Linked DNA regions of Mus musculus: region 1 is linked to region 2. A link is a loop called in an ENCODE intact Hi-C map of the cell type or tissue named here. Cell type or tissue: gastrocnemius. All regions are shown on one strand. Links, peaks and the distances in the headings refer to the core of each region. The heading gives the core; the rest is flanking DNA.

Region 1 (5,376 bases), core at 78-5,077, 620 kb after region 2:
ATGTACCACCAGACCCAGTTTTAGATTTTTTTCATACTTGGAAAACTATCTTCATTAACATAGTTGATCTCAATATCTGAGAAAGAGTGGCTCCAGGATTCCCCACAGATGCCAAACCAAAGTCATAGATATAGATACTCAAGTTTCTCTCTCTCTCTGTCTGTCTCTCTCTCTCTCTCTTTTTTAATTTTTTGCAATCTACTTTTTTTTTAATCTTTTACAGATTTATTTATTTATTATATGTAAGTACACTGTAGCTGTCCTCAGATACTCCAGAAGAGGGCATCAGATTTCATTACGGATGGTTTGTGAGCCACCATGTAAGGTTGCTGGGATTTGAACTCGGGACCTTCAGGAGAGTAGTCGGCGCTCTTAACCACTGAGCCATCTCGCTCTGAGTCTCTCTCTCTCTCTCTTTTGAGACAGGGTTTCTCTGTGCAGTCCTGGAATGTAATGTAGACCAGGCTGGCCTCGAACTCAGAAATCTGCCTGCCTCTACCTCCCAAGTGCTGGATTAAAGGCATGCGCCACCACCGCCCGGCTCAAGTCTCTTATAGAAAATGGAATAGTGGGGCTGGAGAGATGGCTCAGCGGTTAAGAGCACTGACTACTCTTCCAAAGGTCCTGAGTTCAAATCCCAGAAACCACATGGTGGCTAAAAAACCATCTGTAATGAGATCTGATGCCCTCTTCTGGTCTGTCTGAAGATAACTACAGTGTACTTAGATATAATAAATAAATCTAAAAAAAAGTGGAATAAATAGTATTTGCATGCATACCTTCCCAGTGAACTTACAATGCTGTCTAGATTGCTTGTAATATTGGAGATGAGTCCTATGCAAAGTTAGGCCGCACTGTTTACAGAATAAGGCCTAGAAAAAACCTTTTTTACATTTTTACTACAGATGCAATTTTTTTTTCCATTTTTTATTAGGTATTTAACTCATTTACATTTCCAATGCTATACCAAAAGTCCCCCATATCCACCCACCCCCACTCCCCTGCCCACCCACTCCCCCTTTTTGGCCCTGGAATTCCCCTGTACTGGGGCATATAAAGTTTGCAAGTCCAATGGGCCTCTCTTTCCAGTGATGGCCGACTAGGCCATCTTTTGATATATATGCAGCTAGAGTCAAGAGCTCCGGGGTACTGGTTAGCTCATAATGTTGTTCCACCTATAGGGTTGCAGATCCCTTTAGCTCCTTGGCTACTTTCTCTAGCTCCTCCATTGGGAGCCCTATGATCCATCCATTAGCTGACTGTGAGCATCCACTTCTGTGTTTGCTGGGCCCCGGCAAAGTCTCACAAGAGACAGCTACATCTGCGTCCTTTCAATAAAATCTTGCTAGTGTATGCAATGGTGTCAGCGTTTTACAGATGCAATTTTAGGGTGAAGCAGTGTGATGGGCAGTCTTAACTGCTGACCTGACAGAAAATCACCTCAGAGGTGCACACCTGTGGGAGATCGTTTTGATTAGGCTAACTGAAGTTGGAAGATCCACCCATGGCAGAGAGCACCGTTTCCCTCATCTGGGATGCTGGGCTGGATAAAGAGGAGGAAGTGAGGCTAGCACAGGCATCTGCTGCTCTCTGTTTATTGGCTGTAGCTATGAAATTGCCCACCTCAAGCACCTCCCGGGGATTTCTCTGCACACCCCCAAACTGGAAGCCGCCGTAAACCCTCACCTTTAAGTTGCTTTTGACAACCACAGCAACAGAAGAAAAAAAAAAAAACTAAACTAAAAACGCAAGACTGATAAGATGTGCCAGGTTCCCCCCACTCTATAGCCCAGGCTAGCCTAAAAGGTGCTAGACAACTTAGGCCTGGCTTCAAACGTCAATCCTTCTGCCTTAGTTTTTAAGTGCTTGGATAACAGGTATGGCTTGCTTACATAGCTAGGCTTGTTGTTGCTGTTGTTTTGATGGCTGTACTTGTGTCTTGACAAGGCCCAGTGTAGCTGAAGTTGACCTAGAACTTCAAATCCAAGTGAAGCTCCAGATCCTCCTGCTTTTCCTCCCAAGTTCTGGGGTTACAGGGCAAGCACAGCCATGCCAGGCTCGTTATTTATTTAACAAGGTGGGGAGGGGATCTCACACTGTAGCCCAGGCTAGCCAAACAAACATAAAGCAATCTGTCTGCCTTAGCCTCTGAATACTGGGGTTATGGGCATAAGCCAAGCAGGAAACCAGATGCAACTAAAAACCATTTTTTTCAGTTCCAGCAATTAAGAACATTTGCTATTCTCACTGAGGACTCAGGTTTGGCTCCCAGAACCCACATGGTAACTCACAAACCATTCACAATTCTAGCTCCAGGGGGTTCACTGCCTTTTTCTGACCTCCTATGACACCAAACACACACATATATTATACAGATATATATGCAAGCAAATTATCCATACACATAAAATAACAGAATTTTTAAAGACTCAGAAAATTCTAAAGGAAGTCTTTAAGACTCAGAAAGTAGGGGGCTGGAGAGATGGCTCAGAGGTTAAGAACATTGATTGTTCTTCAATTCCCAGCAACCACATGGTGCCTCACAACCATGTGTAATGGGATCTGATGCCCTCTTCTGGTGTGTCTGAAGATAGCGACAATGTACTCACATCCATGAAATAAATAAATAAATAAATAAATAAAAAAAAAAAAAAAAAAAAAGACTCAGAAAGTAAACAGCTCAAAAATCTCAGGAAACTTGACAGGTGCATAAAGCCCCTCCTTCCTCAAGGTTATGTAAGCGGCAAGGACTCTAATACAGAGGAGACTCTCCCACTGTCCAGCTGCATTCAGGTTGCATAGAGAGCTCCGGGGTTCCAGCTTTTGGGAGGATCACATATAATGGGGTGGTCTTTTGGTGATGCAGCCGTCTTTGAGTCCTCTATGATCCAGTAAGTAACCCCTCATCCATATCTGTAAGTAACCCAATAAGCTCCCTGGTTCATCTAGTTAAACATCGGTGATATTATTACTCTAGTGTTTCATCAGCTCTCTAGATAGTATGAGGAGACGCTTGCTCAGGTCTCCCAGGAACAGTATCACCCCACAGATGGCAATAGTGGTACATGCCTATAATCCCAGCATTTGGGAAACAGGCAGAAGAATCAGAAATTTAGCAAATTTGAGGCCAATCTGGGCTATGTGGGATCATCTCACCTATCTATCTATCTATCTATCTATCTATCTATCTATCTATAATGAGAAAAAATAATTAGAAGAATATAAGCTCTGAAAGGCTAAGATACAAAAGGAACTATTTCATTGCCAAAGTAAATAAATGTGGGACATAGTATGCTATGTTCCCAGTTTATTCTAAGATCCTGGCCTAGCTTTTTACCTTCTCATGTAACTGGTAAGAACAGGGCAGGATGGTCTTAGAGCAGAGGGCCACGAAAGTTTCCCTTGACTAAAAGCACTGGCCTTCTGGACAGTTCTGTCCTTGCTTAATTCTAGAAATATTTAAGTCAAGATGTCTTTGGTTCTGCTTTGGCCAGAAGTAAAAATACCACAAGGAAAGTCTGTTTCCTCTTCATCTCTCCCCTACATGAGCACCCTTCTTGGAACTTGTACATGAAGACATGAAAAAAATCTGAGAAAGACACCTGAACGTTTCATGGTTGAGCCGTCTCCCTCCCCATCGCTCACCCTAGTCAGTCCTTTACAAAGCCTTACATTCTAAGGCAGGTCAGTGTATCCCACGTCTGAGATCCATTCAGCTCCGCAGGAGCTCTGCCGGCATTCTCTCAAGCTCCCACCTATGAGTCTATAGCAAAACGCCTTTTCTAAATCCATCCTTCTATTGTTCAGGAATTTCATTCTTCAAATTCATAACCTAAGAGTCTAGGGGCCACTAGCTTCAAGTTTTATGTGACTATGAGCTTCTGACACCCTAACTCCTGAGCTAAAAACCCACCTGGGGGGAGAGGACAAGTCTCTGTCAAACTAAAAGGCACCCACTTTCTCCATATTATAATCTTAGAGCAATGATTCAGCACTGATAAAAATGCTCAACTTCTCCAGCCACTAAGGAGGATCACAATACCCAGAGAGCTTGTGAGAACTTTAAATGAGCTAATAGGTGCTAAATACTTAGAGCTGTCCCTGGTACCCAGTAAGCTCTTAATGTGCCTGGGAGCATGTGGTGGTTTAAATACAAATGCCCCTAGAAAGATCACTCATGTTTGTATGCACAGTCCCCAGTTGGTAAAACGAAATCTGTTTTTGGAAACTAGATCTCCAATGTAGAGGTGTTGGGAGATAGAACTTTTAGAGGTGTTTGGGTTAAGGGGCACCACACCTATGAATAAATTAAGCCCCACCCACCCCAAAGAGGTTATCAAGGGAATAGGATGTACTGTTATAAACTATAGTCAGCACTCAATTTCTCCCCCCCGCCCTTTTCTGACTGCCTTCTTTCATGGAATAAGGCAAGAAAACCCTCAACTGGGTGCAACCTATGATAAATAAGTCTCCCCTGGGTGTAGCAATTAACCCTGTAATAACCCCAGCACACGGGAGGCAGAGGTACAAATAGTGCTATGAATGTTGATGCCAGGCCAACCTGGATTATATGAGAGCTTATGCCAAAAACAAGCCATGGGGCACTCCTGCATTTTTATCACTTGGGAAGTAGAGGCAGGATCAAGGTCATAAGCCTTGGAGGCAGGAGACTCATCTGCTACACATGTTCAAGACCAGCCTAGGCTACAAGAAACTCTTTCCTCCCCTGACCCCCAAATAGCAGGGTGTTGCAGTTTATGTTGTAATTCTAATACTCTAATACTCTAATAAGAGACTGAGGCAGAAGAATCAGCAGGTGTGTGAGGTTACACTGTTTTACTTACTTGTTTTGTTTGTTTGTTTGTAGACAGGGTCTCATTATGTAGTTCTGGCTGTTGTGGAACTTATCATGGCCTGGAACACAGATCTGCCTGTCTCTGCCTCCCAAATGCTGGGATTAAAGGTGTGTACCACTATGCCCAGCTGTCTTACTTTTATGTTGCTGTGATGTGACAAAACACTGTCACCATGACAATTTATAAAAGAAAGCATTAACTGGTGCCAGAGAGTTAGAGTTTATGGTAGCATCTCAAAGGCATGGTAGCAGAAACTCACTCACACTTAATTCCATGCCCCAGTCACAAATGGTCCTCCAACAAGAACACCTTTTAGTCCTTCACAAACAGATCTACCAGTGGAGACCAAGCATTCAAACCTAATGAACCTAAGGAGGCCATTTTCACTTAAATCACACACAAAGAATTTTCTATTTAATACAAATTATATATAAATTATAAAGCAATACAAGCCAGGCGTAGTGGCGCATGCCTTTAATCCCAGCACTTGGGAGGCAGGGGCAGGCGGATTTCTGAGTTC
Region 2 (5,376 bases), core at 238-5,237:
CTTCTAGTATAAGGTCAATACTGCCAATTTCATCTGTGACAATAGCACTTGGAGTCATACCATTGCCTCCATTATTGATCTGATCCTCCTCAATCCTCCTTTTGACAATCCTAAAATGATTGAAATGTGCTCCACAATCCTTAATCCAAAGCATTCTTAATCCATCTCTTCAGATATGTCTACAGAAAGACACATGAAAAGCAAGATAAACATAAGAACTTCCCCCAAGTAAGATAACCACAAACACCCCCAACATCCCATTTCACACAAACCAGAGCAGAATAGACATTTACATAATATCACAGTCTGAAGAGCATGGAAATTAACTAAATTTAAACAATCCTGTCTATGACATCACTTAAAATACAAGTTACCAAAGACATGAGGGGAATGTAGATGTTAGGAGCAAGGGGATATTACACAAGAATGCAATTCAACACTTTAGCCCATTCTGAACAAAACAGCTTGAATTAAAAAAATGAAAAGATTGTACTGAGTAAAGGAAAACTGTATACAACATGGGTTCTACAAAAAGTGTCACCAATCATCTTATGTACGAGAGCGAGATCTGCTATGACGGGGAGAATAGCGTGGTGATCCTCTGCTTCTCCTTGGGGAGTAACTGCGACTCCTGCTGTTGCTTCTGCTACGGCTTCTGCTACGACTACGGCTTCGAGATCGAGATCTTCCATAACTTGGACTTCTGGGCCCATCAACTTTAACCCGGATGTAGGCAGTTTCTCCCTATTGGATAGACAGAACTTTCCATTGAAAGATCTAAGCTTTCACCTGTCTTCAGACAAGCTGAACGAATACAAAGACAGATCAGGGCTCTGGTAATTTACGTGAACACCCTTGCCTGTATCCTTACCTTCAAATTCCACTGTTAAGAAAACTGTATCCAATTCTGGCCAAAAAAAAGAATAAGTGTATAACCTACCTCGTGAGATCTAAACTTAGTGTTATCCAGTTTTCGAACTGCATACGTCATATCTTCTTTCCGTACAAACTCCACGACACCAGTGCCATCTCGGTAAACATCAGCGTAACATACATCACCTGCCTCACGCATGTGATCCTTTAAGTCCTGCCAGCTTCCACTCGGAGGCAGTCCTGAAAAAGCGATTCCCCCTAATTTAATACTACTCATCCTGTCCCACGGCAAACGTGTAAAGTACATTCGAACAAGGATTATTTTAAAATACTTAATGATTGTACTTAAGTGTTTCCAGGTAAAGAGCTGGTAAGAGTCAGATCCAGAGTCCAAATTTATTTGTAAAGGATCTTCATAGGCTAGTACTGCAACCTAATTTGGGTAAATCACCACCACAGTAATCTTTATTTACTAAATTCATCCCAAAGACCGAAGTAGTCCAAGACCCCGTGTGTAAAACAAAACAAAAACAACAATAACAAAAACCTTGCAGTACTCAAAGCAGTCATGCGGGAAAAAGATTTTAACCCGCACGAAGTCAACTCACCAGAGACAACCACTCTGTTCTCGGACCGCCTGGACGGCGGGCCATAGCGGCCTCTCGGGGCGCCGCCGCCTCCACCCCCGCCGCCGCCTCGGCCGGTCCCGCGGCCGCTTCGGGGAAACTCTACCCGCAGCCGGTAGCCGTCGTAGTCGTAGCCGTCGCGACCGTACACCGCATCTTCCGCGTCTCTGCGTGTGATCACAGAAAGCGAAAGGGGGGGGTGATGAGGGGAGGGAGCCGCCGGACCCAGCTCGTTCGCCCGCTCCGGGGGTGAAAAGCCGCGGCCACAGCGCACATGCGCACCCACGGGGCCACACGGAGCCCCACATGCGCCGCATAATAGGGCCGGCCCTTCCCCCACCCAGCACCACGCCGGGCAGAGGCTCCCGACCACCTCGCCGGCCCTCAGCGCCTCGGTTTCCCGCTCCGGGGGCTGCGCATGGGCTCGGGGGGTAGGGGGGACGTCCGAGGCGGCCGGCCACCGGAGACAACGCGCCGCCTCTCGGCTCTCCTGACTCGACTCCTGCAGGGGCGATAGCGCCTCGGAGCCCCTCCTCTCCCCCCATTATGTTCCAAGGCCTCCGAGCCTTCCCCAACTCCTCCACGCTATCTCCTCAAGGCCGCGCACGCCCCACGCTGCCTCACCGCGGGTCCTCGAACTCAACGAAGGCGAAGGGCGGTCCCCCGCGGCGGTTCTTCAGGTCGATGTCGCGGATGGCGCCGTATTTGTAAAACACGTCCTCGATGTCCTTGGTTCGGATATCCGGAGGTAGGTTACCCACGTAGATGCGGCAGTCGTTGTTCCCCGCCGGGCCACGGATCACACCACCTCCCGACATGGCGGCGGCGGCGACGACGAAAAGCGCGGACTCGGGGGGGGGGAAGGAAAAAAAAAAAAAGAGGCCTTCCTACCAAGCCTAGCGTACGGCAGAGCGAGCCCTCAGCGGCACCACGTCTCCCGCGGCCGCTCCAAAATGGCGCCTTTATCAGCTCGGCGCACTGATACCGGGGGGGAGGGGGAGGAAGAGAAGCCGGAGGAAGCGGCTCGTCCCTCCCAGTGCGCAGGCGCACGCCTCTAACGGGTGCTGAGAAGCACGCTCGCGCACGCGCGACGTCACCCTCCGCACGGAGGGGAAAAAGTCCCTCGCGTCCTGGCGGGTTGACTGGCTGCTGGAACGTCCAGGCGTTTAGTAAAAATCACATGCTCTGGTTAAAGCGGTTATTATTAATCCCCACTGAGTCCAGAATCGTCGGCCACCTCGGGGGTAGACCCTCTCTGAAAGCAGCTCGGCGCTCTAAAAAGATTGGGTGAAACCTATCTTGCAAGCGTGTCCCACCATGCTCCGCGGTGGTAACGGCCTTTGGCGGGAAAGGCGCCGCGGGGCGGAGATAGATGACGCTGAGCTGTTGCTCCGGAAACCTGGGCATCTTCTGCACTTCGGTGCCGCCGGCGGGAGTTGCAGGTGATTTCATTTAAAAGCCGAAGCGGAGCAGTGTGGCTTCTGCCTCTGGGAACCTGCGGTGGGCTGCATCTTAGTTAAAGTGTCTAGACGGATCCTCCATATCTATCTAAATGAAAACTGTGCCTTGAGTTTTCCTCTTCCTCCTTTCTAAGGATGAAAAAGGAAGAGTGATAAAACAGTTTAACTGCAGAGCCGAGATCCCGGTTCTGTGCTGGTCTAGGGAGATTATTTATTTATTTGTTTATTTTGCCAAGATTATCTGCAAAAGGATTCTTGCATTGGATACCACAATTTTGCTTCTTTGTTTTGTAATAACGGGAATAGAAGAGCCTTACGTGTGAAATCATACGGCCTTGTAGTGTTGTTAATGAACTCGAATTATAATAAAAGCAAACCAATCTGGACTTAAGCTTGTGTGCCTGAAATCCTATCACTCCGGAAGCTGAGGCAAGGAGGGTCCAGCCTACCCTGTTATACACAGTTCTAGTAAAGGTTATCCCGGAGCCAGGCAGTGGTGGCGCATGCCTTTAATCCCAGCGCTCGGGAGGCAGAGGCAGGCGGATTTCAGAGTTCGAGGCCAGCCTGGTCTACTGAGTGAGTTCCAGGACAGCCAGGGCTATACAGAGAAGCCCTGTCTCGAAAAACCAAAGGGGAGGCGGGGGGAAAGGTTAGCCCGGGACATTCAGGGAAACCCTTTCTATTAAAAATATTGAAAAACAAAACGTTTTCTTGGTGTTGTTTTTGTTTTGGGGTTGTTTTGTTTGAGACACGATTTCTCTGTGTACCCCTGGCTGTCCTGGAGTTCCTGCCTTCTGAGTGCTGGGATCAAAGTCACTACCTCCCAGCTAAAACCAGAGCCTTTCATGATTGGATAGAGACAGCCAGGCGTAGTGGTAAATGCCTCTTGAAGTTTTTGGGAAGCGGAATTTCAGGGTTCAAGGCCAGCCAGAGCTGTGTCGACCCTATCACTAATAAATATGCTAAGTCGGATCCCCACAGGTTCTAAGGGTGATTCTTTATACTGTAATTTTTAGTTTTTAATTTTTATGTTATGCATATTGTGTCTTGGGGTGGTGGGTCATGCCATGGCCCATGTGTGAAAGTCAGAAAATAAGGTGCAGTTCACCACTCATGCCATGTGAGCCCCCGAGATGAAACGTCAGGCTTGGGAGGAGCACCTTAACCAGATGAGTCACTGAGTCATTGCTGCCCCTGGATGTTATCATTTATTTACAACAGTCCAAGGATGTGGGGCTGCTTAAAATGAAACCATTAAATATTAAGACTGGCTGGAGAAATCAAGGACAGTGAGAGTGGGGGAGAGGCAGAAGTGATGTATAAGGTTTCTAGGCAAAATGCCTGAAGAACTTGTTGAATTTTGGGAGATCTACTGCAAATTTGACTACTCTCACCAGAAGTCACAGTAAAGAAGAGGAGAGCATAATATATCCAATTTTTAAGCGATTTTAAAATCTAAATAGTTCAGGGGAAAAAAAACAGTTTTTTGTTGTTGTTAGTCATAAAAGCATGGGAGCCCACATCAGTAATCTCAGCCCTCAGGAGATTAAGATACCAAGGAAAATAGTGAGCTCACTGGGAGTCTACCCTGCTTCAAAAACAAAGCCAGCCGAGGTGGCATACACCTTTAATCCCAGCACTCAGGAGGCAGAGGCAGGGGGATTTCTGAGTTCAAGGCCAGCCTGGTCTACAGAGTAAGTTCCAGGACAGCCAGGGCTACACAGAGAAACCCTGTCTCGAAAAACAAAACTAAAAAACAAACAAAAAAAATATAATAAAATAAAGTAAAATTTTATATTTTTTTAACATTTATGCTAATATTGACCTCTTTGGTGATAACTTTGTTATTTTTACTACTAAAAAAAAAGACAAAGTTCTAAATATTCAACTGACCAGGCAGTGGTGGCCCACGCCAGCACTCGCTGGGCAGAGGCAGGTGGATTTCTGAGTTCAAGGCCAACCTGATCTACAGAGTGAATTCCAGGACAGCCAGGGTTACACAGAGAAACCCTGTCTTGAAAAACAAGCAAACAAAAAAACAAACAAACAAAAAAAACCTAAATATTCTGGGAAAAATTGACTTGGTTTTTGTTTTAATTACACATATTTTCAGAAAATGAAAGAAATAGTACATATCTTTGTTTTTTCATCTTTAATTGCTCACTGGTTATGAACATAATACTGGTTAATTTTGTGTTATTATAATAAAGTATCTGAGGTTGGGTAACACTTCAGAAAGATTTATCCAGTTCAATGACCCATTTATTTCTATGGCTTCTCTAGTAGGCCTTGCTAAGCAGTACATATCTTTTTATTTAGTTTATGTGTGTCTCATTTCGCCTAGTTAAATTATGTTACCAATAATGAATACTGATTATTTACTGACTGTTCCTTGAAAAATGTAGAACAGTGAGCAG

Evidence for each region. Peaks named below come from ENCODE experiments on the same cell type or tissue, not always from the same donor. Only the 100,000 strongest peaks of a DNase experiment are listed, where the experiment ranks them.
Region 1: it touches region 2 in a loop (5-fold over the local background); 1 of 42 quality-filtered maps calls a loop at or near these places.

Annotation. Positions count from the first base shown.
Region 1 is chr11:87,427,184-87,432,559 of GRCm38, reverse strand. The region is part of intron 1 of Tex14 (testis expressed gene 14); the gene reads right to left. Among named protein-coding and RNA genes, the nearest start is that of Gm22068, 3.2 kb to the right of the region's middle. In gastrocnemius, for the core only: CTCF peaks have their summits at 702 (motif pointing left) and 2,567 (motif pointing left); DNase peaks (open chromatin) are centred at 4,435, 4,474 and 4,552; H3K27ac peaks cover 483 bases.
Region 2 is chr11:88,044,780-88,050,155 of GRCm38, reverse strand. It overlaps Srsf1 (serine and arginine-rich splicing factor 1), which reads right to left and starts at 2,783. Exons shown (of 4, transcript NM_173374.4): 1 at 2,124-2,783; 2 at 1,482-1,666; 3 at 941-1,113; 4 at 1-744. The coding sequence starts at 2,317. The coding sequence ends at 550. In gastrocnemius, for the core only: a CTCF peak has its summit at 2,608; DNase peaks (open chromatin) are centred at 1,857, 2,535, 2,831 and 3,510; H3K4me3 peaks cover 3,340 bases; H3K27ac peaks cover 3,082 bases.